3 separate regions of the Homo sapiens genome follow, and all the other regions are linked to region 2. Evidence: chromatin loops called from intact Hi-C (ENCODE). Cell type or tissue: heart left ventricle. All regions are shown on one strand. Each heading gives the region's core, and the rest is flanking DNA. Links, peaks and the distances in the headings are about the cores only.

What was found. Peaks named below come from ENCODE experiments on the same cell type or tissue, not always from the same donor. Only the 100,000 strongest peaks of a DNase experiment are listed, where the experiment ranks them.
Region 1: a loop joins it to region 2, with 2.7 times the contacts of the local background. A loop is called at or near these places in 16 of 110 quality-filtered maps.
Region 3: a loop joins it to region 2, with 2.2 times the contacts of the local background. A loop is called at or near these places in 16 of 110 quality-filtered maps.

Annotation. Positions count from the first base shown.
Region 1 is chr1:61,249,945-61,260,422 of GRCh38, forward strand. All of the region lies in intron 2 of NFIA (nuclear factor I A), which reads left to right. It overlaps NFIA-AS1 (NFIA antisense RNA 1), which reads right to left and starts at 3,574. Exons shown (of 4, transcript NR_104180.1): 1 at 3,467-3,574; 2 at 1,341-1,425; 3 at 4-37. RefSeq lists an enhancer at 273-774. In heart left ventricle, for the core only: no CTCF peak of the experiment used is centred there; a DNase peak (open chromatin) is centred at 3,647; H3K4me3 peaks cover 888 bases; H3K27ac peaks cover 2,751 bases.
Region 2 is chr1:61,045,197-61,055,674 of GRCh38, forward strand. No RefSeq gene overlaps it. Among named protein-coding and RNA genes, the nearest start is that of NFIA, 32 kb to the right of the region's middle. RefSeq lists an enhancer at 9,163-10,036. In heart left ventricle, for the core only: CTCF peaks have their summits at 4,870 (motif pointing right) and 5,073; DNase peaks (open chromatin) are centred at 4,865, 5,515 and 6,905; H3K4me3 peaks cover 2,415 bases; H3K27ac peaks cover 2,553 bases.
Region 3 is chr1:61,237,926-61,248,403 of GRCh38, forward strand. All of the region lies in intron 2 of NFIA (nuclear factor I A), which reads left to right. Among named protein-coding and RNA genes, the nearest start is that of NFIA-AS1, 10 kb to the right of the region's middle. RefSeq lists a silencer at 9,459-9,667. In heart left ventricle, for the core only: no CTCF peak of the experiment used is centred there; no DNase peak of the experiment used is centred there; H3K27ac peaks cover 855 bases.

The DNA of each region.
Region 1 (10,478 bases), core at 1,282-6,281, 200 kb after region 2:
TACTGCAAGAGGCAGAAAAACACATGCAGTTCCTTTTCTAGGAAAATATTGGTAAATTATGCTTGGTTAGTAAAAGTGCACAGAAAGCATATGGAAGTTTCAAATCTATTTTCCATAAATTTTTCCCCAAAGTATTTCTGAGATGCTGGGTGCAAGGTACGGTTCATTGTCCTAGTCCTCTATGCTGAAAATGATCATTTTAATTGGATTGCTTCTTTGGAAACAAGACAAAGCGTACATTGCTAAAAGCTTCTGGAGGCCATTTTCAATATTTGTAATAATATAAGTGCTAGAAATGTGCTTTCATTTATATTCAAAGGCAATAATGCCTTCTGTAAGCATGGCGTCTCTGTAAGACTTTTATAATGTCTACTTAAATGCAAGCAGACAAAATTAGTTTTCACTTTAGATTGGAAGACCTTTCTCCATTGCAACTTTTTGGCCTCTCTTTTTGTTCTGCTCCCCAAGAGCAATGTAAATGTTGCTCTTTGTTTTGCTAAAAGAGGAATGTTTATTTTTACAAGTACCATGCCACTTCCATATGATCTACATGGTATGTGTCATGAATATAATTTCTGTATGATTGGCCAAATTTTTCACTTTTAATTAAGATGACCAGACAAAAATTTGAATTGTAAGAAAATTATGGGCCAATTTAGTGCCTGTTGAAATGTACACTGGATATTGAAATGTTCTACAGAGCATAATGAATGAAAGTAAAAAGGCTCTATCTCTTTTCTGAAGCCTACTTGAAAATTTTGCTTTCATAACATGACATTGAAAAAGATACTATAAAAATATTTATTAAAATCATAGCTCGAGTTTTTTCTTAGAAGTAAGAAATTATGTTTAATATCAAGGACTTTACTACAGGATAACATGATTGTGTTTCACATAGAAAAACTTTGTTGAAAAATCAGTGTGGAGTTGAGTTCATCTGGGCCCTAGCTGAAACTAATTTTACTTTTGGATATTCCATAAACTGCATACATCTCTTTCTTACTGTTTTGTTTTTCTATGTATGAGAAATCCATAGACACAGAAAAAAGATGGAGAGCCTTCATTTCTCTTATTTTCACTTTTGTCCCATCCCTCTGTGCTTGTTCTTTGTTTAAATAAACTTTTGTTGTATGTCTTTCACACATCATCACTCTCTGCTTCAAAGGCTTCTTTTAATAACTTAGCCCTGGCTCACTTTTCTTTTGCATATGAAATTGATTTAACTAAAGTGTATGTGTGTGTTTGTGTGCGCATATGCCTACATACACATGCATCCGTACAAATAAAAATTTCACTGGAAAGGGAACTCCGTGATCTCTTTACTACGTACATACACACACCTTGTCGAAGTGGGAAAACTTAAGTTTGGAGTTAATTTGGTTTTGAGTTCCAGCTTTTTCTCTTAGTGCTGTCTGTTTCCTCACCCTGAAATGAAGATGGTAATGTTTACTTTGCAAAAGTTGCTGGGAAAGTTATGTATATATAAATCACTTTATTTTTATTGCTAGACATTCAATAAATGCTAGCTGTTACTGTGACCATCATTATTGTCATATATGTAACACAATTATGTCATACATTTATTTTGAAGCTGATAATAAGTAAACTGATAAAAAGCAGAAGGTTGAGATTAAGGCTTCTTATTGCTAAAAGATTGATCTTAAGTACAATCACGTGAAAACTGATAGTTACATAACCTGAAAAATCATAAAATACTGAAAAATTATGACTGTTATGTGATTGTTTTCAGTTGTCAGACTACGTGATGTTAAAATGGCAGTTGATTTTTTGTATTAACACAGTGCCTCTAATTTTAAAAACTGCTTCAGCAATCATGTATTTAATGAAAACAGAAGTAACGATACAAAATAACAAAAATATAAATAGAGTTCAGAATTTGAAAATACTGTATTAGGAGGTAAGCTGACTATTTTTCGTGTTCTTTAAATATATTTAGATCAACTTGAATATTAAGCCTCCTACAGCAGGTAGATAGAGGTATCAATTCAGTTACCATTTAAAATACAGTAACTCCAATGAGGAGTTTCTTATAATTATTTCTAATTACTTTTTGATATTAGAAATTAGAGCTATACCAGAATGCTGGGAAAGATGTCTTTTTCAACATTGTATCACAGCATCAAGCATTATGCATCAAACATCAATTCCTACTCACAATATCCATTCAATGTATATTTGGATTATATTTTCTTTGGATAGACCCTCATAGTAGAAACTCTGTATTAACCAGCTTGCAAGATGAACCAAGACTTTTTGTTTTCTTTGTAATATACTGATTCCTTTGGCATGTTGAATTTTCATGGCCAACAGTTACCTACTACCACATCCTAGCACTATTGTTTTTACCAGTTGTGTGCTTACCACGTCAGTTGTGTTATTCCGGACCTGTTTATACTAGTCTTATTTGTATCACCATTGTGTAATTTAATTAAATTTATGTGAACCAATGGCATGCAAGTTCAAAATGGAAAAGTTTTATTTCTATGAAACTAACCCAGTGCCTTGGAAAGAATCAGTAAAGGCAAGCTACAAAAATTTCTGTCAGATTACATGTCAGTGAGATAACTACAGAAGATGAGAGAAGGTTGTAAAAATAAGAGTTTTGTTAGATTATTTTAGAAATATCTTTAAATTCTCCCACTACTTAAAGTAAATGGAACTGGAAATCTTTTATGATGCATTATAGATACGCATTATATAAGAAAGATGCTGTGGAGCTCCAATTATTAACAGACATTATTAAATTTAAATTTTTGCCTCTGCATAAAAAGATTGGCCAAAGAATGTACATACACATGCTCAAAGTTAAAATGTTTAAGGTGCATATGTCTCATTAATGAGTATCTTCTTCATCCATTTTTTCAAATTAACCAATCAACAACTGGCCCTAACAGTACTGGATAAGGTAACTTCTATTCTATTTTGTATTCCTACTCTTTACAGAGTTTTAGAGATGTTTTGTTTCCTACCTACCAAGGGAAAAAAAGGGAATTGGCAGATAGAGTTTATATCTTGGGATGAGATGTGTAAAGGGCCAGGACCTGAAATTACGTGAAGGTTGATATTCTGGGATTGGTAGTTTTGAAGTTCCATAAAGAAGTTCAGTCCAGCCATGTTCCAAATGCTCTGAGTATAGGCACTGGCTGGTAAGCTTAGTGGAGTGTTATACAACATGGAAGTCTAACTGGCAGTTCAATGTCCCAAAAGTTGGACAGAACCAAGAAATAGAGAACATAAGCAGATGACAGTAATCCAGGCAGAAGGTTAGTGTCAGAGAAGTCTGTCAGTGGGTCATAGGGCTCCACGTGCTAGCCTGGGTTTCCGTGCCAGAATTTTGTTCTTGGGAGGCAGGTAGGGAAAAGCAAGTCAACATCTCCAGTTCCAGATGAGCTAGGGCACTTGACCAAATACAGGTACAGAAGTTAGTCCTTGAGGTAGAGCTTACCTGTTGGAGAACATGGCAGAAATCATTGTACCAAAATTGGAGCACAGGTCAGAGGCTAAAGCATGGCTTACTGCTGTGGCTCATGGTGAACTTGAGCTTCTCATGGCCCCTCCTATCTCCTGAGGATGGCTGAGCTCACAGATGGGGACTGTTATGTAATCAGAGGTCAAGTGGTTTAGCTGGGGTGGCAGAGAGCCAGGTGAAGACTGAAAGTGTTCAAATAAGGAAGAGAACAGAATTGCTTTATGTCTGCCTTCATGAAGACAAACCCTAATAGCCAAAGGACTGAAAGTTTGCCCAAAGAGACCTCAATTTTTGAAAGGAAAATGCATCTTCTCCTTATGTTAGAATGACCACGTCTAAATAAAATAAACTCTTTTGCCTTTTGTTGTTACTTGTCTTGGTATCTACCATTGTTTGACACTAAAAAAAAATAAAGCAGTGACTAATTATTGGCTAATTTAATCTGTCATGATGGCATTTGTAATTCAGGTACATCCTTCATTAAAGCAAGTATAGGCATTATTATTTTTAAAACTTTTTTTTTCTATTTGGATTTCTTCTATTTTGTTTGATTATTTATTTTGTTGTTACTGGTGGTGGTGGTGTTTTACAGTGAGACATACTGGTTAGCTCAGCTAAGGTGTTTGAGTAAGACTTCATAAACATAAAGTACTTTGTGTGGGTTTGTTTTGTGTGTTCCATCTTACGTCATTTGTGGCACTGAAAATGAGATTGCAATTCCCAGAGTACTGGGATAGTTCATTCAGAGGTTAGCCCACCTAAGTTTATAGCAGTTGTCTGTAATAGAATTGTAACTAATTTCCACTGTTGTTTTTGGAGAAAACTGTAGACTATAATTATGTGTTAGCACTTTTTAAACAGCTCCCTGCATTGTCATATCATTTTAAATGGGCTCTGTTTTAAAATGACCTTTCATGTTTTGATTGCAAAAATATAGCTTACACAGGTCTGTAGTTAGCAAAATACAAGGATCCAGTAAATGATAGAGCATTGACACAACTCTAGAAGCATGTGTTAAACATCACTGGCACTGCCCTAGGTTTAAAGGGGAAGAAATAGGGAAGTAGAAATTCACTGTTCTTCAACACTCCTTCTGTTGGATAGGCAAGATTAGTACATAGAACAGTTATGGAGCCATGTGAAAAAAAATAGTAGTTATACAAATGTAAAATGCTACACATGAAGTATATTGCATTACCTTTTTGTGGCCTATGGAAAGAAGTCTCAGAGCACAGTAAGATTCAAGTACCATCTCCCAGAATTGGGGTCAGCAACACCATTTTATATTTTGGCAAATGCTACCCACTGTCTCCCAAACGGCAGATATCTGCATATAGTTAGTCATGTGGACACACCCTTCCTCTGCTACATTGCATTGCCATATTAGTAGTAGAATTTTAGTGTTGATTTAAAAGACAGTCTGCCTTAAAGCAGATTGCATAGTTTGCACACTGTGAATTGTAATTAAAGTGTAAGGGGGGCTTATTATGTCAACAACTGGCATGAGAACCCCCGAGCAGCAGGTGACCCTGACCATGTGACGTTTGTGACAGCTAGGATCCCCTTTTCACTGGCTTAGCGATCTGAAAGTCCAAATTGAAAGAAGCCCAGAGGCTGTATATTTCATTAGATCCCAGGGGAAGTACAGGATACAGCTTCCTTCTGTTTTCCTGGGAGGTCGCCAGAAAGTTTGTAGAGCTCTGTTTCTGTCAGAGACTCAAAAGAGAAAAGAAAAAGCACACACAAAACAAAACAAAACACCATACACACCACAAAACCATCCACCAATCACCCCCAGGACCATAAATTTGACATTTCCCACAGTCTGAGACCACAGTGTTGCTGTGTCAGCAATACGCTCCTTGTTTGAATTGTCTGAAAGGAAGGCTCAGTGTTCTAGCTTTTAAAAAATGTGTAATCTTCAATATGCAGTGATTCTCTTGGTGTAAAACCATGAGAAATTATCAAGTACAGATATCATATGATTTGCTTGAAATACTTTTGCATTATGCGTTACTTTCTCCTGACCTTCTAAAATGGGGCATAAGTCCGAATTTAGAAAGAGGAAACCACATGTGTAATAAGGGAAACAGACTAAGGAGACATGCCATGTGTATTTCAGATCTTATTGTGATGGGTAAACTGTTTGAAATGTGGTCACATTAAAAGTATGTTACTTTGTGGGAGACTCAAAATCTTTTACGAGTAGATTTTTATTGTGTTCCATAGTGGAAATAGAACTAGGGTTTGGTTTTGGTGGGAAGTTTTGGTCTTCAAGTCACCTTGGCACCTGACTGGCAGTTGTGAAACTAAGTAGAAAAGATACCTCTTTTTTCTTGGCACCTCACACGGGATCATAGGATTCTTACTATCATACAATTTATATATCACAGAAATGAAAACTTCGGTACTTTGTTGTATAATACAGATCTTGTGCTTGTTGATTTTTAATTTGGGGCTCAAGCTTCCCATGTCAACTAATGTGGCCGCTGCTAGGCTGCCCTCGGGTAGACCAAATGTAAGCTCACTAGGAAGTATTTCTAGCTCTGTAAATACCTAGCATATCGTTTAGTCCAGGCATGTCCAATCTTTTGGCTTCCCTCGACCACATTGGAAGAAGAAGAATTGCCTTGGGTCACACATAAAGTACACTAACATTAACGATAGCTGATGAGCTTAAAACAAAAATCGCAAAAAAATCTTAGCATGTTGGCCAGGCATGGTGGCTCACGCCTGTAATCCCAGCACTTGGGGAGGCCAAGGCGGGTGGATCATTTGAGGTGAGGTCAGGAGTTCAAGACCAGCCTGGCCAACATGGTGAAACCCCATCTCTACTAAAAATACAAAAAAAATTATCTGGGTGTGGTGGTGCGTGCCTGTAATCCCAGCTACTCAGGAGGCTGAGGCAGGAGAATCGCTTGAACCGAGGAGACAGAGGTTGCAGTGAGCCAAGATCGCACCTCTGCACTCCAGCCTGGGTGAGAAAGTGAGACTCCATCTAAAAAAAAAAAAAAAAAAAAAAAATCTCATAATGTTGTAAGAAAGTTTACGAATTTGTGTTGGGCCGTGTTCAAAGCTGTCCTGGGCTGCATGTGGCCCCTGGGCCGTGGGTTGGACGAGCTTGGTTTAGTCCCTAAGTGTTGTTCATTTTAAACCAGAAAGTGAGAATTTTCTGAGCCCAGATTCTACCTTTATACTGCTATTTGTTATGTTTTGGTCAAAAGGGAAATACAGAAAGAGGAAAGTTAACAGTCATGGTTTGTGTGCTTGTATGTTGTATACTTTCATGTTTTGATTGCAAGAATATGGTTTACACAGGTCTGTAGTTAGCAAAATACAAGGATCCAGTAAATGATCCTTGTATCATTTATTTAGGACCCTCTGTTGTAAGGGCCCAAAAAGACTCACTCACAGTGCCATACACATGGCACTGCATGTGTGTGTGCTTGTGCCAGCCTGGGACGAGAACTTCAAGGCTTGAGAGAAAGATGTACCATTTTCATAAATTTGGTAAATAAATTAAAACCTTTCAACTTAGAGCTGCATTTAAGTGTTATAATTAAAGGACTACCAGTTGGGTTTTTTGTTTTGTTTTGTTTTGTTGTTTTACAGTCCATCTATTTTAGCAAATTCGCAAATAATTAGTTTCTTTTATTTATGTTTTTCAAGATCGGTTCCTCTATTCAGCCAGAGGAAAACCCAATATCCTTAGCTGCGTTTTACCTCAGGTACCCAGAGAATTGAGGCAAGAATAGGTTGTGGGAATGTGAGAGAAGTGTGTCTGTGCTGTCTCAGCTCAGTTAACTAGTCCTCTGTAGCAGGATAAGCATGTTTGTGCAGAGGTAGAGAATTGTCTCCAGTCATGATTTTGTTTTTTATATTTTTTACTGCGTTGTTTTTTTTTTTTTTTTTTTTTTTTTTGAGACAGAGTCTCCCTCTGTCACCCAGGCTGGAGTGCAGTGGCATGATCTTGGCTCATTGCAACCTCTGCCTCCCGGATTCAAGCAATTCTCCTGACTCAGGCTCCCGAGTAGCTGGGATTACAGGCACACATCACCATGTCCAGCTAATTTTTGTATTTTTTTAGTAGAGACGGGGTTTCACCATGTTAGCCAGGATGGTCTCGAACTCCTGACCTCATGATCTGCCTACTTTGGCCTCCCAAAGTGCTGGGATTATAGGCGTGAGCCACCACACCCAGCTCTACTGAGTTCGTAAGTGAAGCTTTTTCCCCTCTCATGTTATTTGAATATTGTTTCCTTCATCTTTGTTTATTTATTATTTATTTTTCAAACCAGGGTCTCACTCTGTTGCCAGAACTGGAGTGCAGTGGCACACAATCATAGCTCAGCATAGCCTCAAACTCCTGGACTTAGGTGATCCTCTCATCTCAGCCTCCTGAGTAACTAGGACTACATGCTTAGCTGTTTTTTTTTTTTTTTCTTTTTTTCTTTTTTTTTTTTCCTGAGACAGGGTTTTGCTAAGTTTCCCAGGCTGGTCTTAAATGATGCTCTCATCTTGGCCTCCTAAAGTGCTGGGATTACAGGGATGTAATCCTGGACCCTTAATCTTTATTATTAGTTCATCATCTTTTATCATGTATACTATGTGCCTTGAAAGTGTGTATTATTTTATTATCTGCACAATTCCACATCACTTTATTGATATTCTGAATATACCTGTAGTATGTTAATAAATAGCATCTAATAAAATGTAGATACATAAAAATAAGCCATTTTCATAACTTTTGGCTAATTTTGGAAACAGCATTCTCAACTGCAGGTCAGATTTTTAAAAGAATTTAATTTTATCTGTGATTGTGTATACATCATGCCAAAGATAAAAGCAATTCAGTTGAGTGAGATAGGGTGTGGAAACAGGCTACATGTTGGAGTTTGTTGCCAGCCTGACATTTTCAACACAGTTTCTAGACCCATCTTTTTAAATGCGTGCTACAATGAAAACCAAAAGGACTTTTTCATATTGTATTTGCAGTCATCTATAGATGTAACTTCTGATGTCTTTATTTTTGTTGCTCTTCTCTTCTCATTAACAGCAGACCTGTAGACACACTAGTCCCAACATGGTTGTTTTACTTCCTCATATGTGTACTGAAGTGTTCTTTGCTGTCTGATGTATATTAAGGGGTCTTCAGCAATTATGAAACCATTGCTGCAGAAGCCCAGAGTCACATACTATAGAAATATTCTATAGTAAGGACCTAACAGGATTCACATTAAACAGAACTTGACTATAAACTAATGGATTCCTACTACAGATAATAGGAAATGTGGTTTTTTTTTTATTTTTTTGAAACAGGGTCTCACTTTGCCACCCAGGCTGGAGTGGGGTGACATGATCATGGCTCACTGCAGTCTCGACTCCTGGGCTGAAGTGATCTTCCCACCTCAGCCTTCTAAGTAGCTGGGATTACAGGCACACATCACCACACCCAGCTAATTTTTTTGTAGAGACGGGGTTTTGCCACATTGCCCAGGCTGGTCTCGAACTCCTGAGCTCAAGCGATCCACCTGCCTTGGCCTCCCAAAGTGCTGGGATTACAGGCATAAGCCACCATGCCTGGCCAGGAAATGTTTTTAAAGACTCTGGTTCCTACAAAATTTGCAAAGAATTGTGAAAACTGTCTATCCACTTCTTTAAATTTTAATTTTTGTTGGTTTATATTTCAAATATTACATTGTCAATTAGGATTATTATGACCATAGATGACACATTTTGCCCATCCCTGATAAAGAGAAGAAATTTGCTCCCTAATGTGTAGCCAGTTTAGGAATTTTAGCCTTAATTGAAAAATGTATACTTTTTTGTAACTGGACTTTGTTTCTGCTAGGAGATAGAAAAGTCTATAAGCCATCTCTGAGATAGATTTCTACTCTTCCTTTAAAATCTTGCCCGGACTGGCCCTTCCCCTCTCTGTTCTTCCATTCAAGGCTCACTTATTGAACATATATTATGTGCAAGCACTTCATTTAGGCAAGTACGAGCTGTGTGCCCTCAAGGGCTTATAACTTGTTGGGAAGGCACGTGGGAGTTATATACACAGAGAAATGAATTAGGATCTGAGTCCCATTCTCAGTAACCAGGGTGTAGGGAGCCAGAGGAAGGAATGATGAGTTCTGCCAAGAGGAAGGGAAAGGATTCTGACGTTATCTTCTACACTGGTTAGAATAGAAGGATGGAATCCTAAATTTAAGACGGAGATCTGTGCTGTATACATGTGACTAACAGAGATTGGGAAAGAGTGTAATTACCTCCTGTGCCTAAGAAGGTTGTTGGCGTAAACAAGGTAGAAGCAAAGCCAATTTTTGGGACAGTTTAACCGAAATCTTTTCAAATATTTGGTAGAAAGCATTGGATGAAGTGTTACAATTTTAATTAATGTTTTTAAATGACAATTGAGGGTTAATAAAGCCATTGTTGCCGTGCAGTTGAGAAGAGTAGAATGGGTTTGTTTTTGCAATCCCAGTGGGGTAATTAAACTTGCAGTGCCTGTCACTCATTCCTTAGGCTGAGGGACTTTTGAGATTGCAATAGCTCATCTTGTGTTGCAGCTTTGTTTTTAAATTTAGCTAAGTTAAAGCCTATGGAAAAAAAATCAAGGGAATGGAAGAGATGAGTTTTGAACTAGTGAATGTGTTCACTCAAGGCACAGGGCCTCTTTGAGGAATTTAGGTCGCAGACGTCTTTCACAGAAAAGCTGTGTCCAAACTGTCACAGTTACTGCCTCAGTGTCCTGTTTTGTTCTGAAGGACATGACACCTATTTTCCATGCACTTTTTCAGAAAATAGTATTTGTACCCATTTGTTTTGTCTTCTTAAGGAACGTTCATGCAGACTTTTCGAGCAGTGAGCAGGCGCCAGAGACTATGTCACTGTTCTGTTCTGCACAGTGTAGCGATTTGCAGTTGGCGAATGAATTCATCAGCGGATGAATGTCAGCTCACTAGGTGACAAGCTTCCTGTGATA
Region 2 (10,478 bases), core at 1,937-6,936:
CACTGTAATAAGTATCTGCTTTCCCAAAGCTGAAACTACACAGAACAGCCTGTGCCCTGCAATTGACTCAGGGAGATACCCACATTCTGAAGTACTGAGACTGGGACTTGGGAAGGTCAATGCTCTGATTCAACACAGGTGATATGAAGAACAGTAATGAGTTTCAAAGTGGCCTATAGGCCTGGTGCGGTGGCTGACACCTGTAATCCCAGCACATTGGGAGGCCAAGGCAGGTGAATGGTCATAAGTTCGAGACTAGCCTGGCCAACATGGTGAAATCCTGTCTCTACCAAAAATACAAAAATTAGCCGGGCGTAGTGGTACATGCCTATAATCCCAGCTACTCGGGAGGCTGAGTGAGGCAGGAGAATTGCTTGAACCCAGCAGGCAGAGGTTGCATCGAGCTGAGATCACACCACTGCACTCCAGCCTGGGTGACAGAGCGAGACTCTGTGTCAAAATAAATAAATGACCAAAGTGGCCTATAGACTGGATCACAGCTCTGCCCTTTATTTACCAAAAAAAAGCCCTGGATTGCTCATTTTTGGGAAATGGTACCAAAAAGAAGTAGCTAAGGTTTCCAGAAATATACCTATCCAATCCACACTCTTACACCAATCAATGTGTGTTTCCATGACATGGAAGTCCTAAAGTCTGTTCTCAAGTCACCCTAGCTATGTGAAGATGATGAAATGAGAAACATTAAAATTCTAGAATGAAGATAGTAATTTCAGGAAGAAAATTTATCAGCTTAATGTTTGAGCTAGGGTATATGTTCTTTGAACATTATCCTCATGATTTTATTATAACGAAACTAAGGCATGAACTTGAAAAATGGGAGAATGGGAGAAAATTTTACCCTAAAACTAATAATGCAAATGTTGGGAGAAATACTCTTGTATTTCTCCATATTTCTGCTAGCACCTAGCACCTAGAACAGTGTAGAATATACAAAATACATTCCATTAATATGTGTTGGTTTCAACTGGTTTTTCTTTACAAAGCCCCCTTATCTAATTACCAACTGGTCCCCAAAAGCTAACAATCTAACCACCCAACCTTACATTTGGTAACTTTATAGTGTTAGTTACACAGTAGGGTTTTCCTGCTAACGAATCCTCTGTGGCATCTGTTTCAAAATGAAAATCTATTATATTATTAGAAACACTCTCAGTGTAAAGAAACCAGAGATGAATTGCCAAAGTCTGAGCTCACGATATTGTGTTGGCAAGCAAAAGCATCATGGCTGGACCCAGTGGGAGAAAGAAGATGGAATGCACACCTTTACATCCAATGCCCAACTCAAACCCTTCTATCAGTAACTCCACACCTTTTGATGAGTTCAGTTGTTTTGGGGGATGGAAAGGCGTTTTCTGGTTAGGAATGATGAACGGGTTGGTTTGCTACTTAGGTAAGTAAGAAGAAGGGGAACTAATGAGTAATTGTTGCACAATGACAAAACAACACTCCTGAAAGAAGCATAATTTGCTTCCCTGAACAATCCAGTCCTTTCATCATAAAATGTTCCTATTACATGGATACAGACCAGCAAAAACATTTGCTATACAAAAACACCTATTGTAAATAATTTCCATAACCAGATCGACAAAGCTCTATGACTATAGTTTAGATGCCAGGATTTGACAATAGCTAGATTATACTAAACTTTTCATTGTAATGTATACACTAAAATGACATTTGGTCAGTTTGGTCATAAAATAAATATAAATTATTGATATTTATAAAATTACAAATTCACTCATTCTTGGTTTCTCCCAATGCACCCCTGCTCCCTTCTTCCATCATCAATATTTTCCTAGGAAACATTATAATCTACAATTAACTGAGGCTGAAAACACCATCTTTTACCACATCTTTAGTGTAGCAAAAGTACCGAGCAAGCCACCCTTCTGCCTGATCTTTCTTGATAACTTTTTTAAGTACCCTAGAGCCAGTTGGTGCGTTCTTGGCTGTAATGCAGCCAAGTGGAATGCATTACATTCCACTTGTAATGCAGTGGAAGACACCTGGGTGTGTGCTGGGAGATCTGGGCTCTCCATAACCTGGCTCTGCCACTTCTCTATGAGACTTTAAGTGACTCACTTGATCTCCCTGAACCTCTCCTTCCTCTTCTGTGATGACAGAAGTTAGTCTTCCTTCACAAAGGTGTTGTGAGAATTATACGACACTTGATATTTAAAATTCCTAATCTAGTAATCTAGCACACAGTAGGTAAACTTAAAGGTAGATTAATGTTAAAGTTAGATTCTGACTGGACATGGTGGCTTGAGTCTTCAGTACCAGCTACTCAGGAGACTGAGGGAGGAGGATCCCTTGAGACCAGGAGTTTAAGGCTACAAGTATGCTATCACCGTATCGGTGAACAGCCACTACACTCCAGCCTGGGCAACATAGCAGGATCACAACTCTAAAAGAAAAAAAAAAAGGTAGATTCTGAAATATAGTGAAATACAGATCTAGGGCTCCTAGAGTAAAAAAAAAAAAATTTTTTTTTTTTTTTGAGACAGAATCTGGCTCTGTCGCCGAGGCTGGAGTGCAGTGCTGTAATGTCAGCTCACTGCAACCTCCACCTCCTGGGTTCAAGCAATTCTCCTGCCTCAGCCTCCCAAGTAGCTGAGATTACAGTGCCCACCACCACACCCAGCTAATTGCTAATTTTCGTATTTTAGTAGAGACAGGGTTTCACCCTGTTTTGGCCAGACAGGTCTCGAACTCCTGACCTCAGGTGATCCACCTGCCTTGGCCTCCCAAAGTGCTGGGATTACAGGCGTGAGCCACTGTGACCTGCCAAAAAATATTTTTAAAAGCAGAAAAAATACAGCAACTATGGCTTGCATCCCCATGTCTTTGTTTCCTCATCTTTAAAATTGGGATAATGGGCCAGACGCAATGGCTCATGCTCATAATCCCAGCACTTTGGGAGGCCAAAGCAGGAGGATCCCTTGAGCCCAGGAGTTTGAGGCTGCAGTGAGCTATGATTGTGCCACTGCACCCCAGCCTGGGTGACAGAGAGAGACCCTGTCTTTAAATAAATAAATAAATAAATAGGGATAATGTATACCATATGAGATTGTGAAAATGATAATTAAATCATTTAATAGAGGCAAATGATAATAAAAATAGTAAATAGTAATAGTAAGTCATCCACAAATATAAGATGTTGTTTGGTTTTTTTGGTTCGTTTTGTTGTTGTTTCTGAGACAGTTCTAGCTTGTCACCCAGACCGGAGTGCAGTGGTGCCATTTCAGCTCAATGCAACCTCAGCCTCCCAGGCTCAAGCCATCCTTCCATCTTGGCTGTCGAAGTAGTTAGGATTACAGGCATGGGCCACCACGCCCAGCTTTTTTTTTTTTTTTTTTTTTTTTTTTTTTGTAGAAATGGGTTTCTCTGTGTTGCTCAGGCTGGTCTCCAGCCTCTGGGCTCAAGTGACCCGCGCACCTCCCAAACACTGGGATTACAGGCTTGAGCCACCACATAGCCATTGTCTTTTTTTTTTTTTTTTTTTTCTCTGAGACAGAGTCTCACTCTGTTGCCCAGGCTGGAGCGCAGTGGTGTGATCTCGGCTCACTGCAGCCTCCACCTCCCAGGTTCAAGTGATTCTCCTGCTTGACTACTGAGAAGCTGGGATTACAGATGTACCACCACGCCCAAGTAATTTTTATATTTTTATTAGAGATGGGGTTTCGCCATGTTGGCCAGGCTGGTCTCGAACTCCTGACCTCGGGTGATCCGCCCACCTCGGCCTCCCAAAGAGCTGGGATTACAGATGTGAGCCACAGCACCCGGCCTACAGCCGTTGTCTATGAGGAGATAAGCTAGTTATCAAAACTCCCCATAACCCATCCTGTTTCCTACTCAAACACTGAAACCTCTTAGCTCTCTCCCACTTCCTCTAAGGCCCTAATCTTCAAGGAACAGAAAGAAGCTAAACAGTCTTACAAGTTAGATTTCTTAGAATAAAAGATGGGTTTTCACATTAGAAATAGGTGAAAGTTGGCTGGGTGCGGTGGCTCAGGCCTGTAATCCCAGTAATCCAAGCACTTTGGGAGGTCGAGGCGGGCAGATCACCTGAGATCAGGAGATTGAGACCAGCCTGGCCAACATGGTGAAACGCTGTCTCTACTAAAAAATACAAAAAATTAGTCGGGCATGGTGGCGCGTGTCTGTAGTTCCAGCTACTCAGGAGGCTGAGGCAGGAGAATTGTTTGAGCCAGGGAGGCAGAGGTTGCAGTGAGCCGTGACCGCGCTATTGCACTCCAGCCTGGGAAACAGAGAGAGATTCCGACTCAAAATAAATAAATAAATAATTAAAAACTATTTTTAAAAAAGAAATAGGTGAAAATTCCTTAGAAGGCACCTACAGCTTCTTACCTACATCATCTCATTAAATTCTCACAATGACTCTATCAGACAGGTACCACTATTCCCTCTTTTGAGGGATGAGGAAACAGAGACTCAGGGAGATAAAGTAACTTGCCCAAGGTTACACAGCTATTCTCAAGGAAACGTAGTGCATCCCATGAAAATAGCCTGGAGTCGAGATACTGGAGTCAAAGTGCAGCCAAAATTGTCAGGGTGCAACCTGCCTGTCCAATCAGAGCTGCTACTTCTTTGATACTGGAATCCCCCAATTCCTGAAATTAACACCCAGTTCTCCACTCCCCAAAAGCACACGCTGAGTGCCCTCAGGGCTCTTGCTGTTGCCAACGGACCTATAACTCGGTACAGGCTCAGGCAGCTGAGAGGAGGCTGTGGACACAACAGGCCTTGCTAGGCTTGCTGGGACGGGGCCACATTACTTTGCAGGCGCGTCTTTCTCCTGCCTGCTATCTAGAGCTCGCCTGTAGGTGGCGCCCTGCTTCGCTCAGGGGAATTTGGAGGGCGAGGACACGGGTCACCAGCTGCCTCCCCTGAAGGCCAATTTAAGTTGTCCCCTGGCTTGAACTGAGCGCAGGAACCTCGGTGATGGGGACATGCCCCCCTCCCCGCGCGCTCTTCCTCTCCCAGCCCCCCTGCCCTCCCCTCTCCAGGGGCTGGCGGGCCCGCGCTTCCTCCGAGGTCGGGCTACGCGGCGCGATCTCCAAGCGCTGGGGCCGAGCTTGGCGCTCCGGGGCGGCGCTTCGGTCCCCGACCCTCGGGCCGGCCCGCTGGCCCCCACTCCGCTTCCTCCCGGCACCCGCTTCGCCGGCAGCTGTAGCGGAGGTGGAGGGATGGGGGACTGTGACCCCCGTGAGTGCCGGCGGGGCGGGGCAGCTTTAAAAACTTCTGAAAGGCCTGGTTCAAAGCCTCAAAGGATAGAACTTGGGCCGGAAGGCGGTTTCCACGGAGGGGCCTAAAAGGGGGCTGGGGGTGCACCTGCAGGGCCAGGAGCTGCGGCTTGGGAAGGGGGGCCCGGTCACCGCGAGCGCCGCAGTCCCCGCCCCGCACTCGCCGCCCCTTGGAGCCGCCGCGGCCCCGCCCGGGCCCTGCGCTTTCATCCTCCCCACGGGACAGCGGCCGCGCGGGGCGGGGGCGGCTCTGGCCGGCGCGCTCCCGGCGGGGTCTTCCTTCCCTCCGGCCCCTCCCTGGGAACCCGAGATTTCGCCGCAGAGCTGAACTCCCAGATTTTAACCCCAACCCCCCCGGGCGGGAGGCCGCGGAGAACCGGGAGTCGCGACCGAGGAAGCGTCCCCAGTCACCTCCTAGCCCCCCACACAGAGCCCCGGGGAGGGTGAGGAGGAGGAAGAGCGGGAGGAAGACCCGCGCCGGTGGGTGGGGGCAGGGAGGGGGCGTCCGGGGTCGCAGGGCGGCGCTCCGGAGAGTGGCCCCGGCGGCGTCCGGAGTCGCTGCGGCCGCCGTGCCACCTCGGGCAGGTGGGGGGGGGAATGCGCGGCCGCCGCCAACCAGGGTCGCTCCGCCGTAGACGCCGAGCAGACGCGGTCCGGCGCTCGGCCGGAGAGCCGGCTAAGGGGCTTTTCATTAGCACCGCATTAGGAGGACACTCATCCTCCAGAGTCCTTCCCGTGGAAGCTCTTGAGTGAATTAGGTAAATGATTTGCTCCATTTGTAGTTTCTGAAGATATTTTCTCAGATCTTCAATCGAGCGCTTTAGCCGGGGAGCATATCTGTGGGGGCCTCCTTCCCACTACCTAGGGTCTCACTCGGTGACAATTGCTGAGTCAGTGAGGACGTGTGGGGAAAGGTAAAAGTGGAATTGAGCAAAGCTGAGTAATTTAGCTAAGGAAGAGAAATCGCTACTGAAAATAGAATAGTTTAAAAATAAACTACATAAAGTTTATTCTTTTGCTTGGAGTCCTGCTCCTTGATCCGAGAAGGTAAAATCCATCAGAGTTGGGAGTTCCCTCCCCCCCATTAGCATTTATTACACTTTTTCAAAGTTACTGAAAGACTTCTTTTAGTGAATTTTAAGAAGCAATCGTGGTTGACATTACAGGCATCAAAGGTTTGGGGAACAGATGGGTAAACTTCCGAAGAGCTTAGTTGCAACACTAGCTCTCAAATTTAGTGTCAACTTTTATTTTAAAAAATAAAATAGGGTGGTGTTTTTATTAAACTTTTATATTTCAAGAGGTAGAGAACACCGAAGAGGAAAGAGACTGAAGGGAAAGTAGGGTGTTGGAAACAAAAAGAGAAAGGCGAGATTGACTGTAACATTCTGGTCTTCAACGAGTCCCAAGTTGGAATCCTAAAGCACTGCATATTTCTGGTAGCGTTAACTCTAACTGGAATATTGGCGGGCCTGGTCTCTAAGTGCGTCCTAAGAAAAAACAGATTTAAGCAAAATGGTTTTTTCCCTTTTGTGAAGGGAAAAAATTTAAGCACTTGCTTCATGCGGTAGCCCCAGCGGAAAAGCGAGCCCTCCCGCTCCCGGTGGCCTGAACTGAATTTGCTGCTTTAAAATCGGCAGGTGTGCCCAGCGTTCCCAGCGCTGCAGCCGGGACCTGATGAGTAAGAGTAAGAGGGCTCAACCGCAGGACATCACATGCCGGGTACCTAACGTCGGCATTTAAGCAGACAGGGACTAATATGCTGGAACTATCCTCCCGACACTGGCAAAGCCCAGAGACCGCATTTCCTACCACTTTGCCCACTTTGTACTGGGCACCCTCGGTAAACAGGATGAAAGCAACATTTTTATCCCTTAAGACGAAAATGTAACCTTTAGAATACTCCCTATTCCGGGGTTGACAGCAGGTCAAGGGCTCAGAGGCAAGCTTGCATTACACATAGGACAAGTACAACTTATCAGGGTGCAAAAAAGGGCAAGAAACTTTGTAAAAGTTGGAATCAGTATTCAAAGAGATAGTTTCAGGTGGTGCTACATAATGGCATGGTAACCACAAGAAGACCAGAAATGCTTGGAGTGCATTTCTGTTCTCGAAGAGGGGTTGAGGGTAGAGGCTTGGTGCACTGTGGTTTGAAGGTTTACAGAAAGCAGCCTTATCCTCATGAAGCTGGGAAGCTATGCTTTCTCCACAAAATACTTTTAATGATTTTCGCCCCAGAGATACCGGGATCCGAGACCTTCACAGGCTCTCCTGGCCTGAGGAATCACAAAACTTGCAAACTCTGCAGTTTTTCCCTTGAGTTCACTTTAAAAACACAGGCACCTTGAGCACAAAACAATTAAGGTGGTGGTTTCCCCGAGACAACAAACCAGGCACAAACACACACCTTAGTCTGCACTGGCACTAACATTCCCACTCTAGGGCCACTCACTGCCAGTTAAAGAACAAGAGCTATCCACTTCAAGTGTGGGGACAAGCTTCATTCAGGGTGCAAACACATGCCCACAAAACACAAAAGGGGAACGGTTACTCCAAAAGAAGTCTGAAGACTTCCAGTAAGCAGTAAAGAACAGCCCGGAAGGTCTGCAACCTGTCAGCTCCAGGGGCCGTCACCACTCCATCCTGTAGCCCCACAGCATTGAGTGCTGTGTTTCGAAAATTGGAAAGTGCTGGGTTTTAATTGGGGCTGGGTCCTGCCTTCTCCCCTCTTCCTCCAGATCGGGCCCTCTCTGTAAGCGGATTTGCTTTCCCGTGTATCGCCAGCAGGTCGTTTTTAGGCAATCTTGCTTCTGCAAAACGTTTTAAACATGGTAATATATTGCAGTCTTATTAAGTCCCCCTCCAGAAGTGGGTGAAAGGGGCTCTGTTTTCCTGAAAGATTCAGGAACTCCACTGTCTGAGCAAGACTAGCCCAAGGAAGGCTTGGATTGACTCCGCTATCCACTTAAGTGAAGACAGTATTTTTGTTGCTGTTGTTGTTTTTGGTTTATGTTTGTTTTTTGTTTTTGTTTGGTTGGTTTTGGTTTTGGTTTTGAATGCCTAGGAGATTTTAAATTCACATAATCCTCCCTCCAGGAGGAAAAAAAAAAAAAACAAGAAAACATTGAACTTGCTACCTTCATTATAAGCCACCCTAGAAGAAGCTGAGAGGACAGGCTGCTGAACTGGTGGACCACGAATTAATGTGGAGAACGAGGCCGTCCGGGCTAGGTTCCCGGGGCTCAAAGACGCAAAGGGAAGGCGACAAAGGTTTCTCACAGGTCGCCGTTAGGGAGAGGGGGCAGCGCAGGAAACCCGTTTATTTAAAGTTCAGTTGTGTTGGGCATCTGATCCAGGACAACTCGCCCAGGAGCCCGGCGGGTTTCAGCTGCCACCACGAAAGTAAGGATCGGTTCTGCCGCGTCGCCCCCTCCTTCCCCTTGGGATGTGCCAGGCGGGCGACAGATAAGGGGGCGCGGCGCGGGGTCAGCCACCGAGCCAGAGGGCGGCGCCCGGTTGCAGCGCTCCACAGCCGCCTCCTGCAGCCTCGCGGTCGTGACCTTGCCGAGCAGCTCCTGCGCCTCAGGCTCGGTCCCTGCACCCGCCCTCACTCCAGTCCCTCTCAGGGCCTGCAGTGGAAGATCCCCGTGGTCCGGGTGGGTGGCGATGGAGAGCAGAATTGAATTTATTTGCTCTCAAATTCCCCTAAAAGCTCTGAAACTGGGAAAGTCCGCGGGCTGCCAGGGACAGTAATCACTGTGTCCCCACCCGGACGCAGGAGGTCTCGGGAGGAGCTCCGAGGCCAAGCGCCCGCGACTTCTGGGTGCCAGGTTGCTGCAGACGAGAAATGAAGCCCGCCAGATTTGGGCTCCCGAAATTTTTTGAAGTATGAGTACCTTAGATTTCCCTTCTGATACAGCGCCTCTTTCGAAGGGGTGTGTGCGAGTGTGATAGTGAAGATGGGGTGGGGAGTTCTTGCCTGCTAAAAAGTCTCACCCTGGCCCCACAAGCGAGCAAGGGGGAGACAGGCAGGTGGAGGAGAAGGTAGCACACCCTCTTCTATTTTTATTCATTATTTTGAAAATTGTGTAAGATTGATCAAGTGGAGTCCTACGCTCACGCCCAGCGCTTGGAATGAATGAATGTTTCTCTCGGCGCTCTCAGCAAGATGCTTTCTACTAATGGAGAACTTTACCCCGGGTCTTGCAACCCACTAAACTTGGCGTCCCATGCCACACTGGGCGTCCCAGGCCTGCCTGCCCTCGACGGGGCGGTCTCTCTGCCGGCCCCTGGTAAAACAGTTACTGCACCTGGGGCTTCGCAGAGTGCAAGGAGGAAAGAAGTGGGGCATTACTTTCCAACAAGCAATGACCTCAGCCTGCCAGCGCCTACCTTGTTCTGGAAACACCTAATCTCTGCTTCCTCTATAAAGTTTAACTGCAGCTTGCCTCCAATCCCAAATTGCAAACACTAGCAGAATTGCTCCCTTAAGCATTTCCTTCCTTTGACCCTTCCTAAAGCCTTGTTCAAGTCAGCACTCTGGGGGTCCTTAAGAGAAAGAGAAATTCAGGATGGCCTTCTTTCAGTTTAAACTAATAATGACACAAAGGGAGCATACCTGAGTCCTGGGATTGTTTATACTTCTTCATAATTCAGTGACAGACTAGGCCTGAGGTAACAAGTTGTGTAGGAAAGAAAGCATTGCAACAGGAACATGGCTTGGAAAACTTCTCTCCAAAGGAAACCTTGGCTTCCTGCCACCTGGATAGTCACACATTAATAAGTATGCACTTAACATATACAGCCAACATTACATATTAGCATTGATCTGGTCAAGTGGAGAATTCTCCATAGTTGCTTAACTATTCCATGTATGGGAACAGATTTGGTAGGGAATGTTCTGGCCTATTCTTAATAATAATAAAGACTGCTGAGCTCCTTGCTTCACACTGACATCATAAAAGCCAGATAAAATAAACTGCTTAGAGGCCTCAGTGGAAATCCAGGAGCAGTTCAAAGATCCCCCTATTATATCTGACCTTGCTTTCCCTGTGTTTACATTGGAGTAATAATAACCTCTAAGATTCATTGAGCTGTTTGCTACATGTGCCATGCTCTGCTCTAAGCACTTTAATATGATAACTCATTTAATTCTGACAACAGCCCTATGAATTAGTTGCTGTTTTAATC
Region 3 (10,478 bases), core at 5,100-10,099, 200 kb after region 2:
TTGTTAGTATTTTCAAATGGCTCAAAGCCGTCTCTAAATTTAATAGTAAAATGAGTGCATCTAATAATTCTTTGTATGTACATGCTCTGTGGTCATGCATTTCACAAATTAAATGGCAGAATACTTGTAGGATATGATTATAATGATCCAAGTAAATGATCCTCAACCAATTCAAGATTATGTGATTAAGACCCCAAGGAGCTAAAGCAAGCAGTTTGCTTTGTTACCTTTTAGCTTCTCGAATAACCCATTTTGTGTTAATTTATGTGAAAGGGAAGAAGTTAGCTCTTTAAAAATTAACTTAGAGTTTTCTGTGTCATTAGTTTGGAATTTGGGAGTAAGTGGGTTACTCCTTAATTTCCAAATAAATCTATCTGTAACACCTTGTCCATAATCTACATTTAAATGGTTTCGAATATGATTGGCCTAGCTTCCTAGCAGTTGTTGAGTCGAGCATAATTTATGAACTTTCAGAGTCATATGCGGTATCTTCAGACATCATCGGAAAAGAAAATTATATGTTTTAGTTTTGCAGTTGTTCCCTTGTCTCCTGTACCCTTCTGTCAAGAAACTGCATTTGTCTCTGAGGTTATGTTGCAAGTCAATGGAGAATTGCCTTCCACCGTACACTGCTTGGTTTCAGCTTGAATTATCTCAGACAGACATCCTGGCTAGCTGCAATGCAAGCTCACAGGGCTCAAGCCTGAGAAGACCTAAGTTTGGCAGCGCACTAAGTTGAGGATGAGAAAAGAAAAAAGAAATTCTGTCTTTTCTGGTGCTTTTCCCTCTTGGTTTCTCCACTAAAAATCAATAGCGTGGTCGATAGTTGGTTTTGAGTTGTCCCCTACATGCTGGAGTTTTTCTGATGTAAACCTTTGGTGTCTGGGCTTCAGACATTATAATGTGTCAGGGAAAGTTTGATAGCTGTCACAGCTCTCCTGGGTTACATTTTATTCCCACGATAGCCTTTGTAATTTGAGAAGGGAAGAATAGATCAATTTTTATACCATTTAGTTGTTGGGGGAATTTCTTTTCCATAAATTGATTTTTCTTTGAAAAATTTACAATATTTATTTTCCTTCTTCACAGCAAAAGCAAATAAAATGAAATATTTTCATTAATGAATATTTTAAAATAAAAGCAATCCCAATCTTGCTGTAAGTTGTTAAGACTCAGTTATATCCTGTTCAGGATTTCTCACGTTCCTTTTGCATAACTTGGAATGACACTTTTAATTTTAAATGTATCCATTTGGGAAAACCTGGTGTCTTTTCTTAGTAGTACTCTAGAATGGCAATATCACGAAGAATAAAGTGGCACAACAACAGCTCTAATGCTTGCGTGGTTTTAATGCAGATTTTGGTTTCTTTGAAACTAAATGATTACTTTTATGGATACCAAATAATTATGGATAATGAATAATTATTATAAGTGATGTCTGTTAAAAAGTGTTTATTTTTATTTTGAGTCTTTTCTATGAAATCTCGTTATCGGGACTATCAGATAACATTAAATCATTAATTTTCTCTTCTGAAAATATTTTTAGTTGCTTATCTATCTTTCATTCTAATATGTATTCTTCTTCAACATAATAACTCTTATTAGAATTATCCTTGAAAAACTTTGGGGTAACTTCTAGCATGTTCTATGAATATAAGGTGATAAAATTGTGTTTGTAAGGTGGCTTAAAGTTTCAAAAGATAGCTTTCTGAGTGAAATAATGTTTGTATAAAATTGTGTTGAAACAGCATCTTATAGAGGAGCAAATGCTATGTCTTTAAACACTTAATATATTATTCGAAATAATTGTCAAATATTTGAACAATAATATTTAAGAAGGAACACTAGAATTGGGTGTCTTTTCATCAGATAGTGTTAGATATCAACTATGCTGTATTAATTGAAAGGATTTGGTATAATCTCATAAAGAAACAGGCAAATTCTGGGGTTTCCTCTCTAGTGAAAATATATCATTCATGTCTTTCATTACTGTGCTATAATTATGGTAAGTGAAGCAGAACGAGATCGATAGAGCAATTTATCAATGCATTCCAAACTATTCTAGCATGGTTTACGTCATATCTCTGCAGATACTGTCATTCAATAAAGAGACATCTAATAGTATAAAGACTTCAGATGGATCCATTTCAGCATAATGTCTTTCTACGTGATGTTCTAATTTCGATCATGGTTTAACTAATTGTTTCACTCTGTATAGTATTAAGTGAAGTAAAATGTTTTCTTTGTTGAATTTCAATAGAAATTTTAAAATTCAGCTTTCAAGTGTAAAAAGCACTGCAGTAGTGGAAACATTGTTATTAATGGATGGCTTTAGCCTTCTTTTTCAGTGCCATTGTAAGTTATATCACCATTGAAACTAGAATACAAGTCAGGTATCCATCATGCCCCCAAAAGCATTAAAATTCAAATAACAAAAATAACAGTCATTATTTAATGACTGTAAATTTTTGTCTTTTAACATCACAAGATTCAAAATTCTTTAGGCTTTATCACCGTATTTATGATTTAACTATAAGAGTAGGTTCACAGGCTAGCTCATTTAGACTTTTTTTTCCACAAACCGTACACAATGGGGTCTTTTTTTTAATCGTAAATATTCCCCCCATACTGACATGATATTAAATATTGATAATATTGAAGAGAAGATACTGAAGTATACATGAAAGTGTTATTTATTTCAGTATGGACAAAAAATATTTTCAAATTACTAGATTGTAATTTTCTTTTTTCATATGTTATAAAATTATCACCCACTGTCATTTTGGTTAATTCAGTTTTCTACAAAACTATATAGGTCTGGTAATGATGCCAGAGTCACACCAGTGCAAAATTGTCATTTGTATTTCAGGTTTGTAGACATCGAGAAATATTTTCAAGGACAGAACTTATTTTTTATTGAGTTAGAAATGTTGAAACGTAAGGGAAAAGAGTGAAGTTGAATATGACCACTTTGTCAGAAAACTGTATACGTAACTCTTGATTTTGGAAAAATCAGCACCTGCAAATTTTGTCTTTTGGGGTTTGTTTTTTTTTTTTTAGTCCAGTTCATAAGATTACATGTTTTTGGTTTATAATTTCTTTACCTAAGGAGAGTTTTGTGCTGCATGACTCCTTAAGAGAGTTTCCATGAGCTCATAAAACATGAAGTGGGACAGTCTGAAATATTGTGATCGTTTTCTAGAATTATACCTGATGGAATGTGATGACAGCACCTCTCCCTTCTATTTTATATGTTGAATTTGAAAGTGCTTGGGAATGTGTTGATGTCAATCGTGGCTGTGTTTTTGGCCATCTTTCTTTCCTTATACCTTCCACTTTCCTACTAACTGGTGCCCCTCTGACATTGTTTCTTAAGAGCTTGTCTGTTAAAGGGTTAAAGAATTAGATTTTTAAGCTGCTTTCGTGCAATGTATTTAAGTTAAGGAAATTGGGATATCATTACCTCAGTGAGGATGTTGTAAATTGTTTTGTTGGCAAGATTTATTGGGGGTTATTTTACCTGATATCACATTGTATTGTTTAATGTGGACTATTTTTAACTAGCGTTCTATTTAAACAGTGTCAGTGAATTCTGAGAGCTTGCCAAACAAATTCTCAAAATGGTTGCCAAGCTGTAAGATGGCTGCCAAGGTCTGAGCACATTGAACAGGTTCAAAATGGTGACCAACTTCTCAGAATCTGTTGGTCAGATTCCCCCACTGCCAACCCCCTCCCCCCACACAACTACCACCCAAAAAGGAAGGAAAAAAACCACAAACCCGAAGATGCAAGACTTGGCACCATCTCCTTGGCACGAGTGGCTGTAGTGTCATCCAGAGATTCAAGTAGTCACCACGTACTACTTGTTTCACATGCTTGGCAGAAGACTATTCAGGGGAATACATGAGGTGAAAAACCACTGTAAAATAACATGGTCATTTTCTTTACCTTATCTAATATGCACAAAATAATTCTTTAGAAAGGGGAAAAGCCTAGACAAGGCAATACTTTCAAAGAGCTTTCTAAATGAGATCGAAGAGCGTTAACTAAGACTTCGGGCTGTGCCTTTTTGTACTGCTTGCCTGAAGTGGCACAAACTTTATATACAACAGGTTTAAGATTTATTTTAGTTTTGCATTTGTTTACTTAAGTTTATAGCAATTGCTTTCTGGCAGTTGTGGTACTTAGCAGATTGAAATAAAATCATAAGGGTGAATTAAAACATACTGCTGTTAGTGCTGATTAGAATTTTAGCTTAGTGTAAATACCGGATGCAGGGTCCAACTTTTCAGACACTTGGCATGAGCTCAATAGGGATCTCCAGGCTACACAGGAGACAGTGTGTGTGCTTGGATGCTTTTAAAATTCTTGGATAGGTGGAGCATACTACTTCTGCTGGCATGTTGGTTCATTGTGCTGGCTGCATAATGTGCTTGGATTCCAAGGTAGATAGAAGAAGCTGAGGAAATGGTAATAAGGGAAGATAGTTTGAACTTAAAAAACAAAGCCTGGAAAAAAGAATTTTATTTGAACCCTCTGCAGTTTGTACTCTGTGATATGGTTAATTATATAAATAACCAGTACTAAACTAAGTTGAAAATGGCAGGATTTGTGGTAGTTTGAAGAATGACCTAGAAGTGAATTTGTTTCCACAAGTTGTTGAAATTTTTCTGTGTGATCCTTTAAAAAATAGACAGATAAATTAACTTCTCCAGGCAGTTAGTTTAGTCAGTGAATTCCTTAAATAGATCTTCTGTTTAATATCAGCAATGGACTAGGTTTTATATTCTGATTGAGACCTGCATTCCTAAAGATAGTTTTTAGGTGATAAAACATTTTATTTAATGCTTAAGTAGCTGTTAAAAAAGGCTGGTTGTCATGAAGGTACTGGCGTTTTGTTTTTATCTCAATTGGTAGTGGAATCAGCTAGGGATAATACTATAGAGCGATATAGTTTATATAGCTTGAGTTTTGAAAAATCTATAGCTTTAGGATTTGTTCAGTCATGGAGCCCTTAGGTGGTGTGTACATTTTGTATATTCTCTATCACAAGGGGTAGTCAAGAAATGTGACTTTTCGGTCCTTTTTTTAATGATTTTCTCCTGCCATTTAGGCAACAATGTTAGTAGCCATCAAAGCTTCTCGTATGTTTATTTCTAGTCTTTTCTCACCTAGTAAGCAATTGTCAACCAAGGCCCAATCATTCAATAGGTAAAACCAAATGTTATTGACAGAGCTGAAATCTGAACTCTGTATCCTTCAGCGTAGAAGATCAATGTTCATTAAGATGCTTCAGTTCTGGAAATTTCAACATAAAGCTATGGAGGCATTTAGAGGTTAGCAGGGCAAATGTGTGATATGCAAGGTGTGTAGCAGATCCCTTCTTACATATTTCCAGAGTATATTTGTAATGTTACATGTTACAAATGTAAAATAGTTTAATTAAAAGTCTTTCTTGCCAATTCTTACATATTGTACTGTAAGTTAGTGACAAGGAACTCAAATAAAACCTTTCTTTTTAAATTAGAAAACCAAGAGTCCACACCTCATTACAGTAAATCATAGTGCATTTTAAATCTTCAGATTAAGAATGTGTAATACTGATTATTACTTGTCAATTTTGTTGTTTTTTTTCTATTACATATTCATTGATGATTTATTCAGATGACTAACGTTGTTGTAGCTGAGGCAAAAATTAAATCATTTTAAAATATGTCATTTTTACTTATTCGTAACAAGTTATGAGTATGTAAGCAAGTAGAATTTTTTCAAATTGCCTGAAGCATGACAAAATTCTAGATTTATAGTATAAAATGCCAATCAGGCAGTGTTTACGTAGGTAGAATAAGGCATATTTTTGCAAATTCCCACATCACCATTCTTGCTTATATGAAAAAGCATAGTACTTTTTAGTATTTTGAGAGAAACTTTATTCATTTTGCTGTTGTAGACACAGTCCGTGTTTTAAATTAGTGAACTGCAGAAATCTTTTCTTTAGGAAATTTTTTCTATTAGTCCTTCCAAAGTGAGTATTTTACTTTAAAAGAGTTGTTTGTGTTTTAAATTTATGTGGTGGTATATTTAGCATTTTACCCTTTTCTACGTAGCATACACGTGTAATTAGTACATGGGGTGTATGTGTATGCTGGTGTCTACCCAAGTATGTATTGAAATATAAAATTTACTTTCTATATAGTAGCTTTCTGCATAGGGCAACCCAAACAGCTGTTATTCCTTTTTATAGCTTCTTTAATCTATGTGCCAACAAGTCAGTTTACAAAATCTGTTTTGTTGATGACTGCTGCGATAATAATTGTGGTGTTTTGTGGCTTGGCAAAAGGCTGGGGTCTCCTCTGAGGACTCTTGCCAAAGGCTTTGAAGGGGTTGAGGTGGATTCACTGCCAAAATGAGTCACCACTCTCTATTTTATTTAGTGTCCTTCTGCCAAGGCCTTAGACACTGTCTGTTTTCATTCTTTTGTAGGCTTTCCTCCCCACATTGTGGTTTTCTTCACAGCCAGAGGCCTGGGTCTGCCAGGATAGGTGAGAGAGGCTGTGTGTAGGGAAACTGAAGGGCTAGGGGTTTAGCTGTTGTATACCTTGAATGTATATGTGAGTTAAATTATATGGTTATAAGTTACAAATGATGGACTTAAATAATCTAGTACCTTGTGGTCACCTGGGTTTGGGTCAGACATTCTCAGAAGAGTATTATTTACTTTTAAGTAGGATTCAAATAATGTGACAGTGTTTTCATAATTGGTATTGATTATTTAAAAACCCTAGATTATTTGTGAGTTCTGGCTAGAGGCCTAAATCTTGAATTTTTCCTCAAACAAAAGAGTATCATCCTCCTCCTTTTAAATGGCATAATAATTTACTTCACATAAATGCGTTTTCTACGTACACACCTAATAGACTTCAGGGAATTATGCTAAAATTTTATTTCTACCTGTCTAGATTTAAATTGTCAACCATTAAGTAGACTGAGCAATATGAATTGCTGGTCTGTTCCCTGAGATATATTTGAGATTTAAACATTTTTTTCTTCATTAAATACTTTCAGTAGATTGAAATAAATGGAACTAAATGTCCTCTTGCTAGGTTTGTCCAACTCAAACATGTATTATGTATAGAAAAATGGCTGGGATGAATTTGAGTCTTCAAAATATAAGCAGAAATGGCATTTCATGCATTAGTATGAGGAGGACATACTTGGGTTTTTGCTAACTTTCAACCTATAAAATTTAGATGGGTTTTTCTTAACTAAAAGCTATGACACCATCCTGAAATCTTGTAGATTATGTATGCAGAATTAAATTGAGGGGCATGGTTTTTGTTTTGTAAGTATTCATTCATTGTGTTAACTCTTTAAACATCGTATACACAGGAAAACTTCATTATAACATCCCCTGAAAACATTTCCATAAATATAAAGTAAATTTTCAAAGTTCAAAGTCCTAACTATAGGCAACAAAATGTTTTCCATATATTATGGTCGAAGCTTTTGTTCTTCAGGGGAAAAAATGTTATAAAAATGATTTTAACACTTTGTTCACAAAATAAATTCTATTAATAATTGATTATTATTTTTCATAAATCTTTCAGTTAGAAAACATAATTACGTAGGTAAAGAGTGAGATAATATTAGGATAAATACTGATCTCATTATATTCTACAAAGGTCAGTGGTTAGTATCCACTAAGTTAATATATGAAAGTCCTTTGTAAACTGTTAAATATATAGATATCAAGACATTTAGGTTTTTATTTTTGTTTTTTTTAAAACTTTGGATTATCACATTCTCCTCTCTGTGTATCTACTTCATGGTTTTCATTTAAAATAGCAAAAATAAGAAAATAGAAACAGTTACTAAAAACTTGTAGTCATTCTGTGATATAAATTCATTTGGAATTTAAATACTTAGAGCTCACGGCAAGAGTCCAAGACAGAAATTCTTTTGGATGATCTATAAACCACTCAATCCCTGGTTAATGCTCAAACCATGTGAAAAGTTCCAGGTGAAATTCACTATGAGCCTTGTCTGAACCCCATAAACTGAGGGAAGTCCTATAAACCCTATATGAACCCCAAAGAATCAAAATAACTAAATCCGGCACATAATTAAAAACCACTATTTTCTAGTGGCTGCTTTATGTGTCCACAGTTTGAAGACAAGCTTTGCATATGGAAGTGAACTATTTTATTTCGAAGATATGAATCATAAGCTACTTAGTATTTAAATATAGTTATCCTGTTGTGAAGATCTAATAATAATGCTGTTTAAAAAGAGGAACTGGAACTCCTTTACAAGTATTACCATTTCCAGGATCTCTCGGAAAGTTGCCAAGACATAAATATAGTTGTAGTAATGATTGTTGTTTTAGGAGTGGAATTAACAGTAGATATGTTCATCAACGTTATTTTGAAAAAGTAACGTTATCTTGGATTTGTACTAACCTTTATGCCGTATACTTAAAATGCAACTCTTGATAATCATTTACTATGACAGTGTGGGTTGATAGAAGCTAGGTATTATGGTTCTCTTTAGGCAGAAAGAGAAACAGAACCCCTGCATGACTTCAGATGCAGTATATTAATCTTTTGGGGGCATCAGTTTCCTCTTCTGAAAAATGAAGGGATTAGACTAAAACAATGTCTCAGATTCCTTCCAACTCTTAAAAAAAAAATCTGGAAGCAACTATCTTTGCGTTATTGTCCATAATATCCCCTTCAAAGGTGGGATGACTGATTTATGGAGGACACATTGTAAATCACTAGGCTAATATCTCTTATTAATTATTGCAATCAGAAGTATAATCATTGTTAACGTGTACCGAGTACTTACTCCTAGACATCACCTGCTGGGCTCCTGATGTGAAATTGGCTCACTGGTTCGTCTGTAGTTCTTTATTAGTAGCCTTAGTATCTTAGCATATTAGTGATTTTATTAAGTTGACTAAGCATTGTATGACTTTTTACAGGCCAGTGTCTTGGATGCTCAAGAATCCTGAACTCATTCCCTTTACCTGTAAATGTTGACCGTGAACCAAAATGAGCTCTGTCAGTCTCTTAACCATTTTACTTTTTTGACCGTTTGTCTCATGATAAGTTTTGTAAGCATTAAGTAATTTTCATACATCATCTGTTTTTGCATTCATTCTTCCAGCCATCTGCCATGTACTTGGCTTTTGGGCACTGGGAAGAGCTAGATGGGGTAGAAATGCATCTTCTCTTAAAAGGAGCTTACAACTCCCAAAGTTACAACTCTATCACAAAAAGAGTGTCAAGACACAACCCAAGTTCATCACCTGAATGCCATTGATAAGGATTTCCAGATGGACAAAACATTAAGCTGACACCAAGTGAAACGTGTACTTCACAGACTTTCATGTTTCATTTCGTGATATGCAGTGGCACTCTGAAGAACTGGGCTTTCAGAATGTATGTGTTTGGTCCGGTTCTTCGTATAGGGAGCAGTATCTTTGGAACAGTCACAGCATACACCACACCACACTAGGTTCTATCTGTGGCAGGGTCAGCTCATTAAAGCTACTTTCTGGGTCCTCGTTAATGTCATGCAGGCCTTGTGACAGGTGTTACAGCTCCCCACCTGGCACGGTCCATTGGGGGTGTGCTGTAATTGCTCTTGATGCCACACTTAATGGGTGGGGGAAGAAAGTAGCATTATGTGTGAGGGGAGGTGAGAGGGATGCCCTCGGGCCGTTGCTGACATCTGGTCACCACTCCTGTTTTGCTGGCTTGTCTGTTTGGTGCCTACAAATATTGGGCCTTTGAGTTGAGTTTGCTGCCACCATTGGGTTCCTTGCAGCCATCATTATTTCACAGCTGGGCCATGGTTTTAACTTGGAAAAAGGGCATTCATCTCAGGGCCAGAAATGGTCTACTGCCAACATGATCCTGAGAACTTTCTTAGTTTAATAAATGAGAGAATAAGTATTCTCATGAGCTCCTGTATCAAGTGTTTCCTGGTTTTGAGCTTTTTTGTTTTTTGGTGAGAATGTTATCTTTCATTGTTATTTCTGAACCCTTAAAGGACTAAATTTCCTTTTCAAGAGTTTCAAGTAGTTCTTGTACATGTGTGCGGTGATAAGCAAACATTAGTCTGAGAAAGTTCTGAAAAATCTAATTGAGCCAGCATTTACCAAGCCCTTCTATGTCAGCTACTGAACTAGGTGCAGGGAAAAAAATAAAGGTCCTCAACTAGCTCACCCTCAACTAGCTGTCCCTCCAGCTAGAGAACCAAACCTCTGCATAATTAACCATAATAATGGGCAGATAGATTCAAGGGAGAATGCAGTAAAATATGTAATATCATGAGTGCAGTTTTTATCTGTGTGCACAATTACGCAAGCCTTTTAACTAAAAGGCTTCGGTGAGATGGATTTCGTAAAAATGCACAGAACTTCCTGAAGCACAAATTAGACAGTTCCCTAATATTAAAACACAGCCCTGAGA